2 separate regions of the Homo sapiens genome follow, and region 2 is linked to region 1. Evidence: chromatin contacts called from ENCODE Hi-C or POLR2A ChIA-PET data. All regions are on one chromosome and are shown on one strand. The core of a region is the stretch at or near the end of the contact, and the rest is flanking DNA. Distances in the headings are between cores, read along the strand shown.

The links. A loop is a pair of places that touch in the nucleus more often than their neighbours do. ChIA-PET counts read pairs that join two places held with the same protein, here RNA polymerase II (POLR2A). Pooled maps may share reads with other maps.
Region 2: a loop to region 1 is called in a map of endothelial cell of umbilical vein, with 6 times the contacts of the local background. The contact joins two enhancer-like sites. A Hi-C loop is called at or near these places in 1 of 168 maps with a recorded cell type or tissue (endothelial cell of umbilical vein) and 5 of 50 pooled maps. POLR2A ChIA-PET finds 5 or more read pairs at or near these places in 2 of 52 experiments (AG04450 and endothelial cell of umbilical vein).

Annotation. Positions count from the first base shown.
Region 1 is chr3:11,200,325-11,203,024 of GRCh38, forward strand. All of the region lies in intron 1 of HRH1 (histamine receptor H1), which reads left to right. The region is part of intron 2 of LOC102723663 (a long non-coding RNA gene); the gene reads right to left. Among named protein-coding and RNA genes, the nearest start is that of HRH1, 47 kb to the left of the region's middle. Within about 2 kb of position 1,412, at least 5 of the 41 ENCODE cell types and tissues checked have a DNase peak (open chromatin) inside an H3K27ac peak, as active enhancers do; they include endothelial cell of umbilical vein, where a contact is called at or near this core.
Region 2 is chr3:11,329,879-11,332,578 of GRCh38, forward strand. It overlaps ATG7 (autophagy related 7), which reads left to right. Exons shown (of 21, transcript NM_001349232.2): 10 at 1,462-1,550. Among named protein-coding and RNA genes, the nearest start is that of ATG7, 59 kb to the left of the region's middle. Within about 2 kb of position 1,358, at least 2 of the 41 ENCODE cell types and tissues checked have a DNase peak (open chromatin) inside an H3K27ac peak, as active enhancers do; they include endothelial cell of umbilical vein, where a contact is called at or near this core.

The DNA.
Region 1 (2,700 bases), core at 162-2,661:
GAGTTGGGGTTTTCTGTTACTCACAGCCTAGATCATCCTAATGACTACTCTATGCCATAGAGAGACCATATGGTCTGTGACTGTTTGGAGAATACAGCAGGGACATGGGCTCAGCTCTGCCGTTGAAGAGCCTGGGACATCCTTTGTGCACAGCTTGGATGCCACTTCTCCACAAAGCTTCCTAGAGGCCAGGCCAGGAAATCATTCCTCCCTCCTCTGTCTAGCTTCTCCATGATCCAGGCATTCATCTCTTCCTGCAGCTTGTGAGCTCTCCAAGAGCAGGAACTATGTGCTGTTCATTTCTGCATCCCCACACTTATACCTCGCACAGAGTAGAAACTTGAAAACTGATTAGGGAATACATGGAAGGGTGAGGAAATTAATATTAATATATGACCATTACCTAACCCTTACGCAGAAAGTCATTTCCCCTGATCATTCCATTTGGCTTACAAATGAGTAAGGCATTTCCCTGCTCTGGGGCTCAGCTCCTTCATCTGGGAAATGGGAAGGCTGGACTAGATCACCAGCTCAAAAAAACTCCATGACTTAATATCATTTTATAGTAATGGCCTACTATGTGCAGAGCTGTGAAATAGAGGAAAAGATTAGACATATCCCCTTCCATTAAGATGCTGAGGGTCTAGAGTAGAATTCTTTGTTTTTTAAGGGGGAATAGATCCCTTTGAGGGCCTCTCCTCAGAAAGATGCCCCTGCCCTCAAAATGCTGTGTGCAGTTTTCGGGGATCTATCAGTGGATTCGCTAGAGAAAGGTATCCAGAGGCCCGCTGCTGCTTACTGGCCCTGTCCAAACTGGAGCTCAAACAGAGGAAACATGCCATCTTTCTCAGAGGATCCCCTCAGTCTAGAAGGGGAAGCAGAGTGCACATAAACCAATTGCCCTACGGCCAGAGAGGGGCTGACAGAGGCAAGCCTCTGATGTGCAGGAGAAGGATTTGACTTGCCCTGCTTGTATGGAAGTTTGCCAGGTGCTCAGATGGAGGAAGCCCTTTCATAGGCAAAGGGGACAGCATGTGCACAAGCTCCAAAGTCTGAAAGGGCACGGGGTATTATGGGATGGTGAGTAATGGTGCAACCAGAGCAAAGCAGAGAGACTAGACTTGGGGGACGGTAGAGGGCAGTGGGAGGGGCAGAGAAAGACATGAGGGAGAGGAGCTAAGAGGAAGTCACTGTGTCCTGGATGCTTTGGGGTGTGTGCCTAACAGTGGGGATCAGAGTGAGGGAAACCTCTGCAGAGGTTCATAAGGACCTGAGGTTAAACATGGGGTTCCAAGAAACAGGCTGAAAAAACAGCATATCCTTAGACTAGTCGGAGAAGGGCTGTCTGAAAATTCCAGGTGTCACCAGGGCTGTTGCCACACCCTCAAGGGGGACATGCCCAGGAAGAAAGCTAGCCTGTCTGGGCCTTGCCAAGTGCCTGCTGAGTTGCTCACAGGAAGCATGTCCAGCTGGGAAAAATAAAAGCGGGGACCTTGCCCCTCTCTGTGAAGTCCAGGCTATTGTTAACTTTTCCGAGAAGTTAAAGGAAATCATTTGTCTGCCGCCCAGGCCTGTGGCAGTGTTGGGCAGTCTCTTGTTTTGCCAAATTGCCTGGGCTGGCTGTCTCCACATACTCCCCCCTCACCGGGGCAGGCACCAGGACTGAAGAGCTGGAGGTCTTGGGGTAATTCAGAGGTGGGGAAAATGGATTCTTCCTTAATACATACGGTTGAGTTTTGCGGTAGATAAAATTATTTCTAATTTCTAATAAAAGGAAAGATTAAAAGGAAACTTTGAGGCTGGCCGCTGTAGCTCACGCCTGTAATCCCAACACTTTGGGAGGCCAAGGGGGGCAGATCATGTGAGGTCAGGAGTTCATGACCAGCCTGGCCAACATGGCGAAACCCTGTCTCTACTAAAAATACAAAAATTGGCCCGGTGTGGTGGTGAGCGCCTTGTAATCCCAGCTACTCGGGAGGCTGAGGCAGGAGAATCACTTGAACCCAAGAGGCAGAGGTTGCAGTGAGCCAAGATCACACCACTGCACTCCAGCCTGGGTGACAGAGCAAGACTCCATCTCAATAAATAAATAAATAAATAAATAAATAAATAATTAATTAAAAATAAAGGGAACCTTTGTTTGGGAGCCACTTTAACTAGATGATTTCTAAGACTTCTTCCAGCTTTTAGCATCCTGACCCTATGTGGTATTGACCTCCTGGCCCCCACCCTCCTCCATCCCCTAGCCAAGATGTTTTGTTTTGTTTTAACGAAGACTTTATTTTTCTTCAAGCAGTCTTAGGGTCACAGCAAAATTCTGCTGAAGATATAGAGATTTACATGTACCCTCTGTCCTCACATATGCACAGTCCCCTGCACTGTCAACATCCCCACAGAGTGGTGCATTTGTTACCACGGATGAGCCTACATGACACATCATTGTCACCCAGAGCCACAGTTTCCATGAGGGCTCCCTCTTGATGTTGCACTTTCTGTGGGTTTGGACAAATGGATAATATGTATCCATCATTCTAATACCGTGCATTTTTTACTCTCCTAAAAATCATCTGTGATCTGCCTATTCATCCCTTCCCCTGCCCAAATCCTGCTAACCATTGATCTTTTTACTGTTTCCAAAGTTTTGCCTTTTCCAGGACGTCATACAGTTGGAACCATATAGTACGTAGCGTTTTCAGATGG
Region 2 (2,700 bases), core at 108-2,607, 130 kb after region 1:
AGTCCAGGATACTACATTGCAATTCGTTGTCATGTCTCCTCCTTAGTTTCCTCTGATCTGTAATTGCTTCTCAGGCTTTCTTTGATTTTTTTTGATGACCTTGACATTTTTGAGGAGTACTGATTAGTTATTTTTATAGAATGTCCCTTAATTTGCATTTGTCTGATGTTTTCTTGTGATTAGACTGGGGTTATGGGTTTTTGGAAAAAATACCACTGAGTGAAGTACCCTTATCACCTGATATCCACATGACATCCTTGGTAATGTTAAATTGATTGCTTGCTTAAGGTAATATTTGCCAGGTTTCTCCACTGTAAAAATACTATTTTTTCTTTGAAAGTAAATCAGTAATTCCAGCTACCTTTAAGGAGGGGAAGGTTTAAATTTTGCTTCTGAAGAGGCCAGTATTTGCTTATATAGTTTGGAAATTTTCTTTAAGGAAGACTTGTCCCTTCACATTTATTCCATTCTTTATTTATATCAGTGTGGACTCGTAGATACTTATTTTATACTTTGGGTTATAATTCAACATCATATTATTTATATTGTTGCACAAATTGTTCCAGCCTTGGCTATTGATAACTCTTACAGTTGGTGCCTGTATCACCTTGGCATGCCCCAATTCATTTGTTTTTTGAGTACCTCCTTCTTTCCTGATATTATAAGATGCTCCAAGCTTCTCTTGTATTTTCCCTGCCTGAGCCCTAGAATTAACCATGTGTCCAAGGAGCCCCGATTTATTTTCTTGGAGAATGGTATTTAGAAGTCAGTATCTGGGTGCTGGGTGCTCATTGTCTTTGAAAGGAAGGAGACAGAAAATGAAAAATGTTATATACAAGGTTCAAAGAGCTGTGAAAGCAGCAAGGACAGGCCAACTACTTCTGCCAGCAGAAGTCTTCACTGAAGAAACGGTATTTTAAATTGAGTAGAGTTTTCCAGATGAAGATCGGGATTGGAGTGGGATGGGAAAGGGGAGGGAGGAAATATATGTTAGCAAAATCAAGAGTAACTGGCTGTTTAACTTGATCTGACTGTACACTTACATTGGTAGTGGCCCTTCTTTGATTTTCTCATTGCATAAAAATGAGCAATTTTCACAGATTATATTTCTTTGTTTACAAGAGGATTTTCTCTACAAACTCTCTTGACTGTCCTCCTTCATTCCCCATCTTCCTTCCAGTCTTTTTTCCTTCTACGTGTATTTAGCTCCTACTTTCTGCCAGGCACAATGCAAGGCACAGGGGGTGCAGACAAGAATTTGATAGCCCCTGCTATCAAGAAGTTCTGTAGTGCAGTGTGAGATCCTGTGGCTTTCTTCTCCTCCCCTTAGCCCTTTACCAGATGTTTAATTTTTAAGGCTTTGCAGAAAGCATAAAAAAGCAAAGAGGAAGTATGAGCAATGTCTGTATTGTGAAGCTGACATGATACTCGACTTACTCAGAAAGTCTTTTTTGTTCACAGATAACAATTGGTGTATATGATCCCTGTAACTTAGCCCAGTACCCTGGATGGCCTTTGAGGAATTTTTTGGTCCTAGCAGCCCACAGATGGTATTTACAAGAGTGTGTGTTTGTCTGTCTGTCTGCCTTTGCCAGTATATGTTTTACAATGTGTCTGTTTCTATTTGTATCTCTGTTTTCCTAAATGCATTATTTTTTCATTTTGGGCATGGAAACCAGGTAATCAATAAATCAGTCATAACCCAATTTCCATACTAGTGAACCTTAAGCAGGTCTGTTAGGGACCTGCATACTCTGATCATTCTGTGCTAAAGATGTTTTAGTGTATGGTAGAGTTGGTAGCCAGAGGTCCTGACACAAATTCTGTAGCCCTCCCTTCTAGCTGTCTGGGTTTCTTTCAGATAGGATTTTCCTACTGCTGTCATTCTCCATTTTTCTTAACCCTAAAATAATTAAAACAGAGGATATCTTAAAAGCCAATATACATTTGAAAAGATGCCCAACATCATGTCATTAAGGAAATAAAAATTAAAACCATAATGAGATGCTACTACATATCCACCAAAAGTATTTAATAAAAATGTCTGTACCAAGTGTTGTCGAAGATGTGGAGCAAATACTGCTGGAAAAATGTTGGGCAGTATCTACCAAAATTAAAAATATCTATGGCTCAGCAATGTTACTCTCAAGTATATTACTCACTGAAATACCTACATAGATAGAAGCAAAACACATATACAAGAATGTTTACAGAAGCATTATTCTCAATAACCAAAAGCTGGGAATAGTTCACACGTTCTTCAATAATGAAATGAATAATAAATTTAAGTATATCCCTTATGATGAAATGTCATATACAATGAATCTGAGTGAACTATTAATACAGAGATCAGCATGGCTGAATTTTAAAAACATAATATTAAGTGAAATAAGTTGGACCTAAAATAATACATACTCCATGATTCCATTTATGTAAAGTTAAAATAGGCAAAACCAATGTATGGACTTAGAGTAGTTGTTACTTTTGAAGGCAGTGGTTAATGACTGAGAGAAGGCATAAGACAGCCTTCTTTATACTTGGGATTTGTGTAATGTGTCTGCTTTACTTAAATAAAAATGTTTATTTAAAAATATGAAGATAGATAAATTATAGATTGTTCTCTGAGGGAGACAATCTACAATTATCCAGGTGGTAAGTCTACACAGTGCAAATGGGCTTCCTAACTACTGACTGAGGTAC